Regions from separate parts of the Homo sapiens genome. Here region 2 is linked to region 1. The links are chromatin contacts, found by Hi-C or POLR2A ChIA-PET in ENCODE. All regions are on one chromosome and are shown on one strand. Each heading gives the region's core, a stretch centred on a gene start or an enhancer-like site at or near the end of the contact. The rest is flanking DNA. Distances are from core to core; before and after follow the strand shown.

Evidence for each region. A loop is a pair of places that touch in the nucleus more often than their neighbours do. ChIA-PET counts read pairs that join two places held with the same protein, here RNA polymerase II (POLR2A). Pooled maps may share reads with other maps.
Region 2: a map of PC-9 shows a loop between it and region 1 (19-fold over the local background). The contact joins the enhancer-like site here to the promoter of SNX29-AS3 in region 1. A Hi-C loop is called at or near these places in 1 of 168 maps with a recorded cell type or tissue (PC-9) and 1 of 50 pooled maps. POLR2A ChIA-PET finds 5 or more read pairs at or near these places in 7 of 52 experiments (GM12878, H1, HCT116 and 4 more).

Annotation. Positions count from the first base shown.
Region 1 is chr16:12,606,733-12,614,328 of GRCh38, forward strand. It overlaps SNX29-AS3 (SNX29 antisense RNA 3), which reads right to left and starts at 4,410. Exons shown (of 4, transcript XR_007064988.1): 1 at 4,006-4,410. RefSeq lists a cis regulatory region at 5,874-6,253 and enhancers at 6,414-7,596, 6,744-6,883, 7,064-7,223.
Region 2 is chr16:12,831,497-12,839,092 of GRCh38, forward strand. No RefSeq gene overlaps it. Among named protein-coding and RNA genes, the nearest start is that of CPPED1, 31 kb to the left of the region's middle. Within about 2 kb of position 3,040, at least 2 of the 41 ENCODE cell types and tissues checked have a DNase peak (open chromatin) inside an H3K27ac peak, as active enhancers do; they include PC-9, where a contact is called at or near this core.

The DNA.
Region 1 (7,596 bases), core at 3,160-5,659:
AAGAGAAAGCAGGGAAGATCTAAAATTGACACCCTAACATCACGAAAGAACTAGAAAAGCAAGAGCAAACACATTCAGAAGCTAGCAGAAGGCAAGTAGTAAGGTCAGAGCAGAACTGAAGGAAAGAGACCCAAAAAAAAAAAAAAAAAAAAAAAAAAAAAAAAAAAAAAAAGAATCCAGGAGCTGTTTTTTTTTTTTAAAAGATCAAAACTGATCGGCCACTAGCAAGACTAAGAGAAGAATCAAATACATGCAATAAAAAAATCATAAAGGGGTTGTCACCACTGATCCCACAGAAATACAGACTACCATCAGAGAATACTATGAACACCTCCATACAAATAAACTAGAAAATCCAGGAGAAATGGATAAATTCCTCAACACATACACACTACCAAAACTAAACCAGGAAGTTGAATCTCTGAATAGACCAATAACAGGCTCTGAAATTGAGGCAGTAATAGCTTACCAACCAAAAAAAGTCCAGGACCAGATAGATTCACAGCCGAATTCTACCAGAGATACAAGGAGGAGCTGGTACCATTCCTTCTGAAACTATTCCAATCAATAGAAAAAGAGGGAATCCTCCCTAACTCATTTTATGAGGCCAGCATCATCCTGATACCAAAGCCCGGCAGAGACAACAAAAAAAGAATTTTAGACCAATATCCCTGATGAACATGAATGCAAAAATCCTCAATAAAATACTGGCAAACCGAATGCAGCAGCACATCAAAAACTTATCCACCATGATCAAGTGGGCTTCATCCCTGGGATGCAAGGCTGATTCAACATACACAAATCAAACATAATCCAGCACATAAACAGAACAGCAAAAACCACATGATTATCTCAATAGATGCAGAAAAGGCCTTTGACAAAATTTGGACAACCTTCATGCTAAAAACTCTCAAATTAGGTATCGATGGGACTTGTCTCAAAATAACAAGAGCTATCTATGACAAACTCAGAGCCAATATGATACTGAATGGGCAAAAACTGGAAGCATTCCCTTTGAAAACTGGCACAAGACAGGGATGACCTCTCTCACCACTGCTACTCAACAGTGTTGGAAGTTCTGGCCGGGGCCATCAGGCAGGAGAAAGAAATAAAGGGTATTCAATTAGGAAAAGAGGAAGTCAAATTGTCCCTATTTGCAGATGACATGATTGTGTATCTAGAAAACCCCACTGTCCCAGCCCAAAATCTCCTTAAGCTGATAGGCAACTTCAGCAAAGTCTCAGGATACAAAAGTCAATGTGCAAAAATCACAAGCATTCCTATACACCAGTAACAGACAGCCAAATTATGAGTGAACTCCCATTCACAACTGCTTCAAAGAGAATAATACACCTAGAAATCCAACTTACAAGGGATGTGAAAGACCTCTTCAAGGAGAACTATAAACCACTGCTCAATGAAATAGAAGGATACAAACAAATGGAAGAACATTCCATGCTCATGGGTAGGAAGAATCAGTATCATGAAAATGGCCATACCGCCCAGGGTAATTTACAGATTCAATGCCATCCCCATCAAGCTACCAATGACTTTCTTCACTAAATTGGAAAAAACCTTAAAGTTCATATGGAACCAAAGAAGAGCCCACATTGCCAAATCAATCCTAAGGCAAAAAACAAAGCTGTAGGCATCACACTACCTGACTTGAAACTATACTACAAGGCTACAGTAACCAAAACAGCATGGTACTGGTACCAAAACAGATATAGATAAATGGAACAGAACAGAGCCCTCAGTTGTAGATATGTGGCTTTATTTCTATCTGATCTTGGACAAACCTGAGAAAAACAATGGGGAAAGGATTCCCCATTTAATAAATGGTGCTGGGAAAACTGGCTAGCCATATGTAGAAAGCTGAAACTGGATCCCTTCCTTACACCTCATACAAAAATTCAAGATGGATTAAAGACTTCAACTTTAGACCTAAAACCATAAAAACCCTAGAAGAAAACCTAGGCATTACCATTCAGGACATAGACATGGGCAAGGACTTCATGTCTTAAACACCAAAAGCAATGGCAACCAAACCAAAATTGACAAATGGGATCTAATTAAAGTAAAGAGCTTCTGCACAGCAAAACAAACTACCATCAGAGTGAACAGGCAACCTACAGAATGGGAGAAAATTTTTGCCAGCTACCCATCTGACAAAGGGCTAATATCCAGAATCTACAGAGAACTCAAAATTTACAAGAAAAAAAAGTCCCCATCAAAAAGTGGGCAAAGGATATGAACAGACACTTCTCAGGAGACATTTATGCAGCCAACAGACATGAAAAAATGCTCATCACTGGCCATCAAATGCAAATCAAAACCACAATGAGATACCATCTCACCAGTTAGAATGGCAATCATTAAAAAGTCAGGAAACAACAGGTGCTGGGGAGGATATGGAGAAATAGGAACACTTACACTGTTGGTGGGACTGTAAAGTAGTTCAACCATTGTGGAAGTCAGTGTGGCGATTCCTCAGGGATCTAGAACTAAAGATACCATTTGACCCAGCTATCCCAATTACTGGGTATATACCCAAAGAACTATAAAACATGCTGCCATAAAGACACATGCACAGATATTTATCGCAGCACTATTCACAATAGCAAAGACTTGGAACTAACCCAAACGTCCAACAATGATAGACTGGATTAAGAAAACGTGGCACATATACACCATGGAATACTATGCAGCCATAAAAAATGATGAGTTCATGTCCTTTGTAGGGATGTGGATGAAGCTGGAAACAATCATTCTCAGCAAACTATGGCAAGGACAAAAAACCAAACACAGCATATTCTCACTTATAGGTGGGAGTTGAACAATGAGAACACATGGACACAGGAAGGGGAACATCACACACTGGGGCCTGTTGTGGGGTGGAGGGAGGGGGAGGCATAACATTAGGAGATACACCTAATGTTAAGCAAGTTAATGGGTACAGCACAGCAACATGGCACATGTGTATTTATGTAACAAACCTGCATGTTATGCACATGTACCGTAAAACTTAAAATTATTGCCATTTAATGGATGGGGGAACTGAGGCCCAGATAGATTAAAAGGTTGAAGCTAATCCGTATACAAGTTTGGGTTAAAGTTCTGGCCTGTGGCTCACATGGCTTTTTTATATTTTGTTTGTATTTTTGAGACAGGTTCTTGCTCTGTTACACAGGCTGCAGTGCAACGGCACAATCATAGTACACTCCAGCCCCTACCTCCTGGGCTCAAGCCATCCTCCCTCAGCCTCCCAAGTAGTTGGGATTACAGGCACATATTGCCACACCCCATTAATTTTTGTGTTTTTAGTGGAGACAGGGTTTTGCCTTGTTTCCCAGGATGGTATCAAACTCCTGAGCTGAAGCCATCCTCTTGCCTCGGCCTCCCAAAGTGCAGGTGTTGTGTGAGCTACTGTGCCCAGCTATGCGTGCCTTGTTTATCCACAGAAGTGGTCAGAAAGCTTCCTGGGAGCAGGGCTGTGGGTTAAGGCTCTGACCAACCCACGCACATTCCCCATCTCCAAACACAATGAGCCCGTAGCAATGAACCCTTGTTAGCCGATTTCATCAACTGAATGCACTTTCCTCAGATCTGATTAGACAAACAGGCTAGCCTGAATCCCAGCTGGGGTGGGAAAGAGACACAGGGAAACAAAACACAACCGGCTATAAGCCAGGGGATGGCCAAGTATTTCTGTAAAGGGCCAAATATTTTTAGGTGCAGATCATGAGATTCCCATTGCCAACTATTCAACTGATGCGTGGACAAGGCTGTGTTCCAACTCACCTTTATTTACTAAACAGGTGGGCCAAAGTTTGCTGACCTCTGCACACTATGATCAATCTATTGAAAGCCAGTCATGGGGATGGGGGTACCTGTTAGATCTGAAAAAATGAGATCTGTCTCTGTTCTTTATAAAGTGGGGGAGGAAGGGCGGTATGGTAAGAAAATGAACAAATTCTGTGCTGAAGACTGAATAATGGTATTTACCTTTGATTTCTTGTTTACTGCATGTCAGGTGCCGTACATTATTCGCTGTAAGCCTCAAAAACTCAGGAAGATTTAGCCCCATTCTCCAGATAAATGAAGTGGCTCAGAGATGTTAAGTTGCTGGAGATCACATAGGCAGGATTCTAACACGAAAGCTTATTCTCATTTCGCTATGTTCCACTGGGCCTGATCCAGTCTCAGCCTCAATTCTCCTGTTTGGGTGGTGCTATGTTATCCAGCAAGATGACCCTGCAAAGTCAATGCTGTGTATTCAAGGCACAATAGACAGTCTTCTAGAGGCAGTAGCCTCCACCTAGCACAATATGGTGACAAGGTAGCCCAAGCTGTCTGACCACTTCAGCCCAAATAATTTCACACAAGCATGAAAATTAGAGAAGATGTCATAATGGTGTCAGAGGGATTTGAACCAGAGCAACTCCATCTTGGGTAGGAGCTGGATAAAATGAGGCTGAAACTATTGGGCTGCATTCCCAGACGCTTAAGACACTTAGTCACAGGATGAGATAGCTGTATCTTGTGCCGACCTGTTTGCTGATAAAACAGGTTGCAGTAAAGAAGCCGGCCAAAACCCACCAAAACCAAGATGGTGCTTAAAGTGGCCTCTGACCGTCCTCACTGCTACACTCCCACCACTGCCATGACAGCTTACAAATGCCATGGCAACATCTGGAAGTTACCCTATATGGTCTAAAGAGGGGAGGTATGAATAATCCACCCCTTGTTTAGCATGTCAAGAAATAGCCATAAAAAAAGGCAACCAGCAGCCCTCAGGGCTGCTCTGTCTATTGAGTAGCCATTCTTTATTCCTTGATTTTCTTAATCACCTTGCTTTCACTTTACAGACTTGTGCTTTCTTTCTTTCTTGCAGGAGATCCAAGAACCATCTCTCTCGGGACTGCATCAGGAACCCTTTCATGTAACAATAATGGTAGAAGCACCTGGGATTTGGGAAAATCTTGGAGAGTACTTTGAATTTCTAAAAACCCATGAAAAGGGAGATTTTAAAAATTCACCAAGTGTTACCTAGATCTTTAGGGGTCCAGAGATGCCAACTAGTTTTGGGGCTCCACACCACAATGCAATAAAAAAAATGAGGCTGCTTTGGTCGAAAAGGGAGGTAACAATGTTACAGGCAAGGGGTCCTGATCCAGACCCCCAAGAGAGGCTTCTTGGATCTCGTGCACAAAAGAATTCAGGGGCAAGTCCACAGTGCAAAGCAAAAGTATGTTTATTAAGGAAGTAGCCTAAGTACTGTTAGCCATAGAGTAGGGCATTCCCAAAAGAAAGGGGAATGCATCCACTCTAGGTACAATGCTTGTTTATAGAGAATAAAAAAGATCATGAGGGGCCGGGCATGGTGATTCACGCCTGTAATCCCAGCACTTTGTGAGGCTGAGGTGGGGGGGATCACTTGAGGTCATGCGTTTGAGACTAGCCTACACAACATGGTCAAACAGTCTGTACTAAAAAATACAAAAATTAGCCAGGGGTGGTGGCACGTGCCTGTGCGCCCAGCTACTTGGGAGGCTAAGGCAGGAGAATTGCTTGAACCCGGGAGGTAGAGGTTGCAATGAGCTGAGACTGCACCATTGTACTCCAATCTGGACAACAGAGCAAGACTGCATCAAAAAACAAAACATCTTGATGAGAGACATGCTCTGCTACAAGGATTTGTAATAATTCTTAATTACTACATTTTACAAGAATCAGTATTATCTTCGAAGCGAAATTACGAATCCTTCTGTTCAAGGTATCAGGATAACATGACACTCCCACATCTGGGTCTCTTTAGTAAGCATTGAAGGATGTAATACCTCTTCCAAGATTTTAGCCTGTCAATTGTTAAGTACAATGAGTTCTGACATCCCATCCAAAGAGCCAATCTATCAGTACACGTTCGGCTCCCGTTTTGTCCATTTTAAAGTTTAACTTCCTCGTTCTCATCTCCTTGCCCCTAGTTTCAGTAAACAAGCTTTTCCACCAGTTCTAATCAGTAGGTCACATGTGTTGCCCTGGTCACCTACTCCATCCTGAGTCAACGCTGGTTACCTGCTCTGACTTCAATCATCGTGAGTCACCGGTTCTGTAGCAGTCATTCCTGCTTCTCAGACTTGTACCCACTGCTCTTTAAAATAGCCATTCGGAATTAGCTTACACTGTGGTCCAACCCTAGCCAATAGGGGAATGACAGCAGTAGAGGCTACCTGTCTCAGAAATAAGAACCCCTTCCTCTCCCTTGGTTCAGCTGTGCTCTCGCCATTGCTCCATCTGTAAGTCACCCTTCTATAGAAGTAAAATTGCCTTGAGGAAATTTTCAAGTGCTATTTCTTTTGTGGCATCAATAATTTTTAAGTGTTATTAATCTGTTCCCTTAACCAGAAACATCTAGAGGCCAAGAATAGCTACCAGTCCAGAATGCCGCCTCCCAAGTTCCAGCCTCATTTTCCTAGCCCTCATTCAGGACGGAGTTGCTCTGGTTCGAATGCCTCTGATAACAGACCCAAGAAGTTTCTTACTCATTCCCCCGTCTCCCCAAAGCCCACCCCCGCTGCTTAAAAAAAAAAAAAATTCACTGGGCTACTACATGGTGCTTGAGGTTGAAGTCTTTGAGCCTTGAGATTGTCATTTCAATGCAAATGTTTGTAAATTAGATGAAAGTCACAGATCAAGCCAGATAGAGGGGGAAGAATAGGGGATGTAGACCTTGGCCATGCTCCCAAGGAGAACGGCGGCAGACCAGCAGATGTTAATCATTAATCCGACAAACATTTCGATGCCTCTGCCCTTTGAACTCAAGGGCTGAAGGACAGGGACCAAGACAGGATGCTTGTTCCTTTTCTTTCCACGCCTTCCACCACCTCTTTGTTAAATATAGTGAACTCCAAGTTTCTCTTCAAAGAATCATTATGTCAGTATGTTCAGCTCTCTCATTCTTTGTTCTCCATTTTAACGTTTTTTGTGGTTTTCCTTCACCCCCTTGCCTCTAGATTCAGTGAGCAACTTTCCCACCAGTTCTAATCAGTAGTTCACATCTGTTCCACTGGTCACCTGCTTTGACCTGAGTCACCCTGGTCACCTGCTGTGTCCTGACTCATCCTTAGTCACCTGTTCTGTAACCGTCTTTCCTGCCAAGCTACTCACCCCCACCACTCCGACTCATACCCCTGGCTTTCTTTAAAATAGGCAATCGGAATTAGCTTAGACTGTGTGGTCCGACCTTAGCCAATAGGGGAATGACACAGCAGTAGGGGCTACCTACATCAGGAATAAAAACCCCTTCCCATCCCTTGTTCAGGTATGCCCTCAGTATTGCTCCACTCACGAGTTGCACCCTTCTATAGAAGTAAAAGCTGCAGAAAGTTAAATTTACATTTCAGTGCTATTTCTTTTATGGCACCGATTATTTATAACATCTTGGTCCATGAGAAGCCTTGTGACAGCCACTGTGTTTGGAATCCACTCTCCAAAAAGAAAAGCATCGTGCTCAGGGCCAAAGCTGCAATCATGCACGTGTGCTCTCCTTGGGCACATCGTCTCTTTTCAGACAAGGTTATGCATTATCAGTTTATA
Region 2 (7,596 bases), core at 1,790-4,289, 220 kb after region 1:
ACCACTAAATTGTCTGGTCTTCCTCTTTGGAGAAGGAACTAAAAAATAAAAAAGATGCAAGGGGCAACATCTGGTCAGATTCTCTAACCCACTCAGAGTTCCCCTGAAATGATGTGGGCTGCAGCTGTCTTAACCTGCTGGAGAGTTTGCATGTGGGACAGAGCAGCTGCTGCCCACATCGCACAGTGCTCGAGACAAGCTGTGAATTTTATTTTATTTTGAGATGGAGTTTTCCTCTTGTTGCCCAGGCTGGAATGCAGTGACATGTTATTGGCTCATTGCAACCTCTGCCTCCCAGGTTCAAATGATGCTCCTGCCTCAGCCTCCTGAGTAGCTGGGATTACAGGTGCCCACAACCACATCTGGCTAATTATTTTTTTTTTTTGTATTTTTAGTAGAGACGGGGTTTTGCCATGTTGGCCAGGCTGGTCTTGAACTCCTAACCTCGGATGATCCCCCCCTACCTTGGCCTCCCAAAATGCCGGGATTACAGGCATGAGCCACTGCACATGGCCTCAGAAGTATATTAACCTTTTTTGGTCAATACTTCCATGTATCAATAACTAATAACAATTGATATTCAGAATGATGAACCCAAGATCTATAAGGTCCTCAAATACCTTCTAATTCATTAGTAAAATGATAAAGCTCGGTTAGGAGGACCTTTTGTTTTGGTTTATATTTGGCAACTGATGATCTTTTCACAGTATTGTACCTAGCTGTAACACCAAGGGTATTGAATTCACCATTTTCTTCTCCAATTCCATCTGTACAGAGAAGGGAGTGTGGCATGAGTGAAATCATTTCAGAACCAAACAGATCTGAGCTAGAATCTTGGTGCTGGCATTTTTCCACTGTGAAAAGTAATTTAAATTTTCCCAGTCCCTGGGAATAACAACACGTGCCTTGGAGGAATATTGGGGAAAATGTCACACCCGATCCTGTATAGTAATTATTATTGCTGTTTCTGTCTTGTCCATAAAGTGTGTGCTCACCAATTCTTTTGATTTCACCTGTTCCTTCTTCCCCACCAACAGAATGCCTAGTGCATAGTAGGTGTTCAATAAATGTTTACTGATTCATCACTTAGAGTATCGTCTGAATGAGAAGAGGGCTCTCATTTCTCTCCCCTACTCTTCTACTGTATATGTATATGTATATGTATATGTATATGTATATGTATATGTATTTGTTTGTTTCTATGGCACACATCACTATGTGGCATGACATATGTTTATCTGCTTATTTTCTGCCTCCTCCATGAAATGTAAGCTCCAAGAAGATAAGAAATTGTATTTACTCAATCCCTACAGATTTTTTTTTCTTTCTTTTTTTTTTTTTTTTTTTTTTTGACAGGGTCTTTTTCTGTAGCCCAGGCTGGAGGGCAATGGCGGGATCTTGGCTCACTGCAACCTCTACCTCCCAGGCTCAAGTGATTCTCATGCCTCAGCCTCCTGAGTAGCTGGGACCACAGATGTGCATCACCATGCCTGGCTAATTTTTGTATTTTTAGTAGAGACGGGATTTCACTATGTTGCCCAGGCTGGCCTCAAACTCCTGACCTGAAGTGATCCACCTGCCTTGGTCTCACAAAGTGCTGGGATTACAGGCATAAACCACTGCTCCTGACCTTTTTTTTTTCTTTTTTTTTTTTTGATACAGGGTCTCACTTTGTAGCCCAGGCTGGAGTGCAGTGGTGGGATCACAGCTCACTGCAGCCTCAATCTCCCAGGCTCAAGTGATCCTCCTGCCTCAGCCTCCTGAGTAGCCAGGACTATAGGTGTGGGCCACCACTCCTGGCTAACTTTTGTATTTTTATTAGAGACGGGATTTCCCCATGTTGGCCAGACTGGTCTCAAACTCCTGACCTCAGGTGATCTGCCCGCTTCAGCCTCCCAAAGTGCTGGGATTACAGGCATAAGCCACCATGCCCAGCCCCGGCTAGCTTTTTAAATTTATTTTTTTTTAACAACAGGGTCTCACTATGTTGAGACCAGCCTAGGCTGGTCTCAAACTCCTGGCCTCAAGCGATCTTTCTGCCTTAGCAGAAAGTGCTGGGATTACAGGCATGAGCCACTGTGCCTGGCCTAGTCCCTATATATCTCTAGTGCTCAGTACTTACTGTTTCTCATTATTGTAGAGGCTCAATAAATATTATTGAATAAATGAAGTGCATGAGTGATGTCAGCAAAAAAATGAACTCTATTATTTCACACACAAAGTGAAACTCCAAAGACCATAAGGCAAATCACCAAGGAAAAATTTGTTGCCTGGAAGACGGTGGACTTCATATTATTTCCAGCAATAAGGTTTTACAAATTAATTGATTTTTTGACTCACTTTGTGTGGGTTTAAACAATATATCCAAAAGCTCTATACTATATCCTTTGAATTACTGAAACAATTAGAGACCCGAAAGCTGAAATAATGAGTTAAACACTTAGTTGAGCCATCTCTATTAGCGCTTTGCATTTATTGCCTTTCAGCCTCATCTCTGCGGTGTGAGCTTCAGTGCACACTGGGTGCTTCTGGGGACCGATTCCATGAGTTCTCTCCTCATTTCCCTCCCTGCTCATTGGAGAAAACAGCAGACCTGCCCTTGGGTGACATCACCGCTTTGCAGCGCGGGAGCTGCCTGTCAGACCTTCTGAAGGGAGCTACTGCCTCGTCTGAGCCCTGGAGTGCCACCGCCCCTGCACCAGCAATGTTTAATAACATGAAGAATACAAAGGCTGGCGAGATGAGTCACTGGTGCGAGTGACCAGCCAAATTGAATCTCCTTTAATGGAAAGGCCTTAAAATAAAGAAATACAAATGCACTCTAATTTCCAGTTTTAGTGGGAAATGAAATGTATTTCCAGGGAGCATGCCCACATGTGCTTCTTTCTGGTGGATGCCATAAAACACCTCTGAACCTGAATTAGGGTCCAAATTCTTTCTTCACCCAGTGTTTGGCAAATTTCAGCATTTGCATGCCATCTTCCCTAATTTCTTTGCCCTACCTGCGTGCCTCCTGTGTTATTATTTACTTTCTAGTTTTCTGTGATTCACTTTTGTTACTCAAATACCTTGGCTTAAAAGTGAAAAACAGGCCGGGCGCGGTGGCTCACGCTTGTAATCCCAGCACCTTGGGAGGCCGAGGGGGGTGAATCATCTGAGGTCGGGAATTGGAGACCAGCCTGGCCAACATGGTGAAACCCCGTCTCTACTAAAGATACAAAAATTAGCTGGGCATGATGGTGAGTGCCTGTAATCCCAGCTACTTGGGAGGCTAAGGCAGGAGAATCACTTGAACCTGGGAGACAGAGGTTACAGTGAGCCGAGATCGCACCACTGCACTCCATCCTGGGCGACAAGAGTGAAACTCTGTCTCAATAAATAGATAAATAAATAAATAAATAAAAATAAAAAATAAAAAAATGTGAAAAATTCTCACTGCTCACAATTCTGGTAAACTAGTATTTCCTGCCACAAATAGACATGTGTAAAATTAGACGGGGAAGAAAACAGTATCAATACCTGTTAGGTAGCTTCTGGTCTCTGCTAAGGACCTTGAGACAGAGATTTGAGATCTCTTTGATCAAAAGGAGAGTGAAAGTGTTAGGTGGTAAAGAAACAGTAAATGCAAACCAAGACGTTCTCCTTAAAGCAATGAAGTACATTGAAAAGGGAATACTGCCAGGACCTCCTTTGTGGTGATGGGTTCTGTATCAGGATTATGCTGGTGGTTGTACAGAGGTATGCACAAAATAAAATTGCATAGAACTACACACACAAACACACACACACACACAAATACATGTAAAAACTGGTGAAATCTGAATGAAGTCTGTAGCCTAGTTAACAATATTGTACCAATGCCTATTTCTTGATTTTGATATAGCGCTAAAGTTATATAAGATGTCACCATGCAGGACTTTCCATGCTATTTTTGTGGGAACATCCTGTAGGTCTGCATTATTTCAAATTAAAAAAACAATTTCACTGGGCGTGGTGGCTCATGCCTGTAATCCCAGAGCTTTAGGAGTGTGAGGCGGGTGGATCACTTGAGGTCAGGAGTTCAAGACCAACCTGGACAACATGGTGAAACACCATCTCCACTAAAAATACAAAAACTAGCTGGGTGTGGTGGTGGGCGTCTGTAATCCCAGCTCCTCGGGAGGCTGAGGCAGGATAATTGCTTGAACCTGGGAGGCGGAGGTTGCAGTGAGCCAAGATAGTGCCACTGCACTCCAGCCTGGGCAAGAGAGCAAGACTCCTTCTAAATCAATCAATCAATCAATCAATCAATCAATCAATCAATCACGGAGGGGAGTATTATCTTCCCTGTGTGACCTGCATCTATGTACCACATAAAATCAACATATGTACTGCTCACTTTGGGCAAAAATTGGCATACTTTTTCTGCAGGTAAAAACCTAAGTATATTCATTTATCTGGCTTTGGGCCCCTAAAGAATAGGACATAGTATCATTAGAGGCAGGAGAGCATTGTGGTTGGGAGCCTAGGCTCAGGATTCCAACAGAAATGGAGGGAGTCTCAGATTTACTTTGCCGGTAGAGAGACCTTGAGTAATGGTCTTAACCCTCTCATAGTCTAAGTCTTTTTGATTGAAAAGTGAAGATAAGGTGATTATGGTATGTTTCTCATAGGGGTTTTAGGTAGATTTTATGAAATAATTCAGGTAAGGCACTTTGCATACTACATGGCACTTAATAAGTGCTCGATATTTATTTATCTTTATCATCTTCTTTCTCTTATTCTCCCTCTTTTTCCATTATATTCATCATTATCACCAACCAATCAATCATTATCGTTGTCATCATAATGGGTTGAATTGTGTCCCTTAAAGTGATATGTTCAAGTTCTAACCCCTAGTATCTGTGATTGTGACCAAATTTGTGAACAAGGTCTTTGCAGATGTAATCAATCAAATTAAGATGAAGTCATACATGCTTGCAGGGACCCTACTCCACTGACTGGTGTCTTTATAAAAGAAAGAAGAGGGTGATTTGGAGATAGAGACAAGGACAAGATACTCAGTAAAGGAGACATGTAAAGATGGAGGCAGAGGCCAGGCATGGTGGCTCGCGCCTGTAATCCCAGCACTTTGGGAGGCCAAGGTGGGCAGATCACATGAGGTCAGGAGTTTGAGACCAGCCTGGTCATCATGGCAAAACTCTGTCTCTACTAAAAATACAAACATTAGCTGAGCATGGTGGTGCATGCCTGTAATCCCAGCCACTAAGGAGGCTGAGGCACAAGAATCACTTGAACCTGGGAGGCAAAGGATGCAGCTCCAGTGAGCTGAGGTCATACCATTGCGCTCCAGTGAGCTGAAATCACACCATGGTACTCCAGTCTGGGTGACAGAGGACGACACTAAAAAAAAAAAAAAAATTGGAGGCAGAGATTGGAGTTATACTGCCACCAACCAAGTAATGCCAAGAATTGCCAGTTGCAACTAGAAGCTAGAAGAGGCAAGAAAGAATTATTTTCTAGAAACTTCAGAGGGAGCATAACCCTACTAACACCTTGATTTTAGACTTCTAGCCTCCAGAATTATAAGAGAACACATTTCTATTATTTTAAGGCAGCCAATCTGTGATATTTCCTTATGGGAATTCTAGGAATCTAATACAGATTTTGGTACTGGGAAGTGGAATGCTGCTATAAAAAATATCTACAAATTGGCTGGGCACAGTGTTTCATGCCTGTAATCCCAGCACTTTCGGCGGCCAAGGCGGGCAGATCACTTGAGATCAGGAGTTCAAGACCAGCCTGGCCAACATGGTGAAACCCTGTTCCTACTAAAAATACAAAAATTAGCCAGGCATGGTGGCATGTGCCTGTAGTTGTGGCTACTTGGAAGGCTGAGGCATGAGAATTGCTTGAACCTGGTAGGCAGAGGCTGTAGTGAGTTGAGATTGCACCACTGCACTCCAGTCTGGTTGAGAGAGGTTGACTCTGTCTCAAAAAAAAAAAAAAAAAAAAAAAGAAAAAAGAAAAACCTAAAAATGTGGAAGTGGTTTTGAAATTGGCTAGTGGGTAGAGGCTGAAAGAATTCTGACGCATTGACAGAAGAAGGCTAGATTGCCTTGAAGGGACTATTGGTAGAAATATGGACATTAAGGGAGATATACTGATGAGAACTCAAAAGGAAGGGAAGAGGCTGGTAATTAAAACTGCTATTGTTTTAGAGAATACATATATTGTCACAGTCTGTTGTACAGATATGATAATGAAAGGTGTTTCTGTTGAGGCCTCAGAAGGAAATGAGGAGACAAAAAAGCCAAAAAAAAAAAAGTAAAAATAAAAAAAGGAAATGAGGAAACCAAAAAAATTATTGCACACTGGAGGAAATGTGGTTCTTGTTATAAAGTGCCAGGAAACTTGGCTGAATTGTTTTCTGTTATTTTGTGGAAAGTAGAACTTGTAAGCAGTGAACTTGCATATTTAGCAGAGGAGATTTCCAAGCAAAGTGTTGAAGGTGTGGCCTGATTTCTCCTTGCATTTATAGTAAAATGAAAGAGGAAAGAGTTAAATCAAGGAAAGAACTATTAAGCAAGAAGGAGCCATAACTTGGTGATTTGAAATAATCCCAGTCTACCTGTATTTCAAAATATGCTAAAACATACTCTGGAGAGAATTCCCATATTCCCATAGAGTGGCTGGAAAACCATTTGCTAAAGAGGTTGAGTGTTTTTTTTTTTTGAGACAGGGTCTCTCTCTGTCACCCAGGCTGGAGTGCAGTGGTGGGATCTTGGCTGACCGCAACCTCTGCCTCCCAGGTTCAAGCAATTCTCGTGCCTCAGCCTCCAGAGTAGTTGGGACTATAGGCACATGCCAACACACCCAGTCAATTTTGGTATTTCTTAGTAGAGATGGGGTTTCACCACGTTGCCCAGGCTGGTCTTGTGCTCATGACCTCAATTGATCCACCCACCTCACCCTCCCAAAATGCTGGAATTACAGGTGTGAGCCACCATGCCTGGCCTAATCTTTTTGTTTCTGACTACTGTCTCTTGTTTCTAAAGAGATTGAATATTTGGCTAATGGAAACAATCAGCCATCCTAGCAGAAGCCAGGAATAGAGATGAGGTTATCCAGGAAAGAGCTGTGGAGAACCCTCTTACCTGATTGTGTGGACTCTGTGAGTTGCACAGGAGACACACAAAGTTTTGAGAATGTTATATCAGCAGAAGCACTGTCACCCTGAATTGAAAGGGACAGAAGCAGAATTAAATGAAGAGAAGCTGTTGGACTTCCAAAATGTCACAGGCAGGATATGAACTCATAGAGGTACTGAGCTTCAAACATGTGTTTCCTTTAAGAAAAAGGAAGAATGACTCTGAGGACATCCTTAAGACTGACAGGGCTTCTGTAGGCTCAGAAGACAGAGCATCAGCCTGTTGAGGATTATTTTCAGGCCTTGAGACCTAATGAAATTTGTCTTGCTGAGGTTTTTTATTTTTTTAGACAGAGTCTTGCTCTGTCTCCCAGGCTGGAGTGCAGGGGTGTGATCTTGGCTCACTGCAACCGCACTGCCTTCCAGGTTCAAGTGATTCTCCTGCTTCAGCCTCCCAAGTAGCTGGG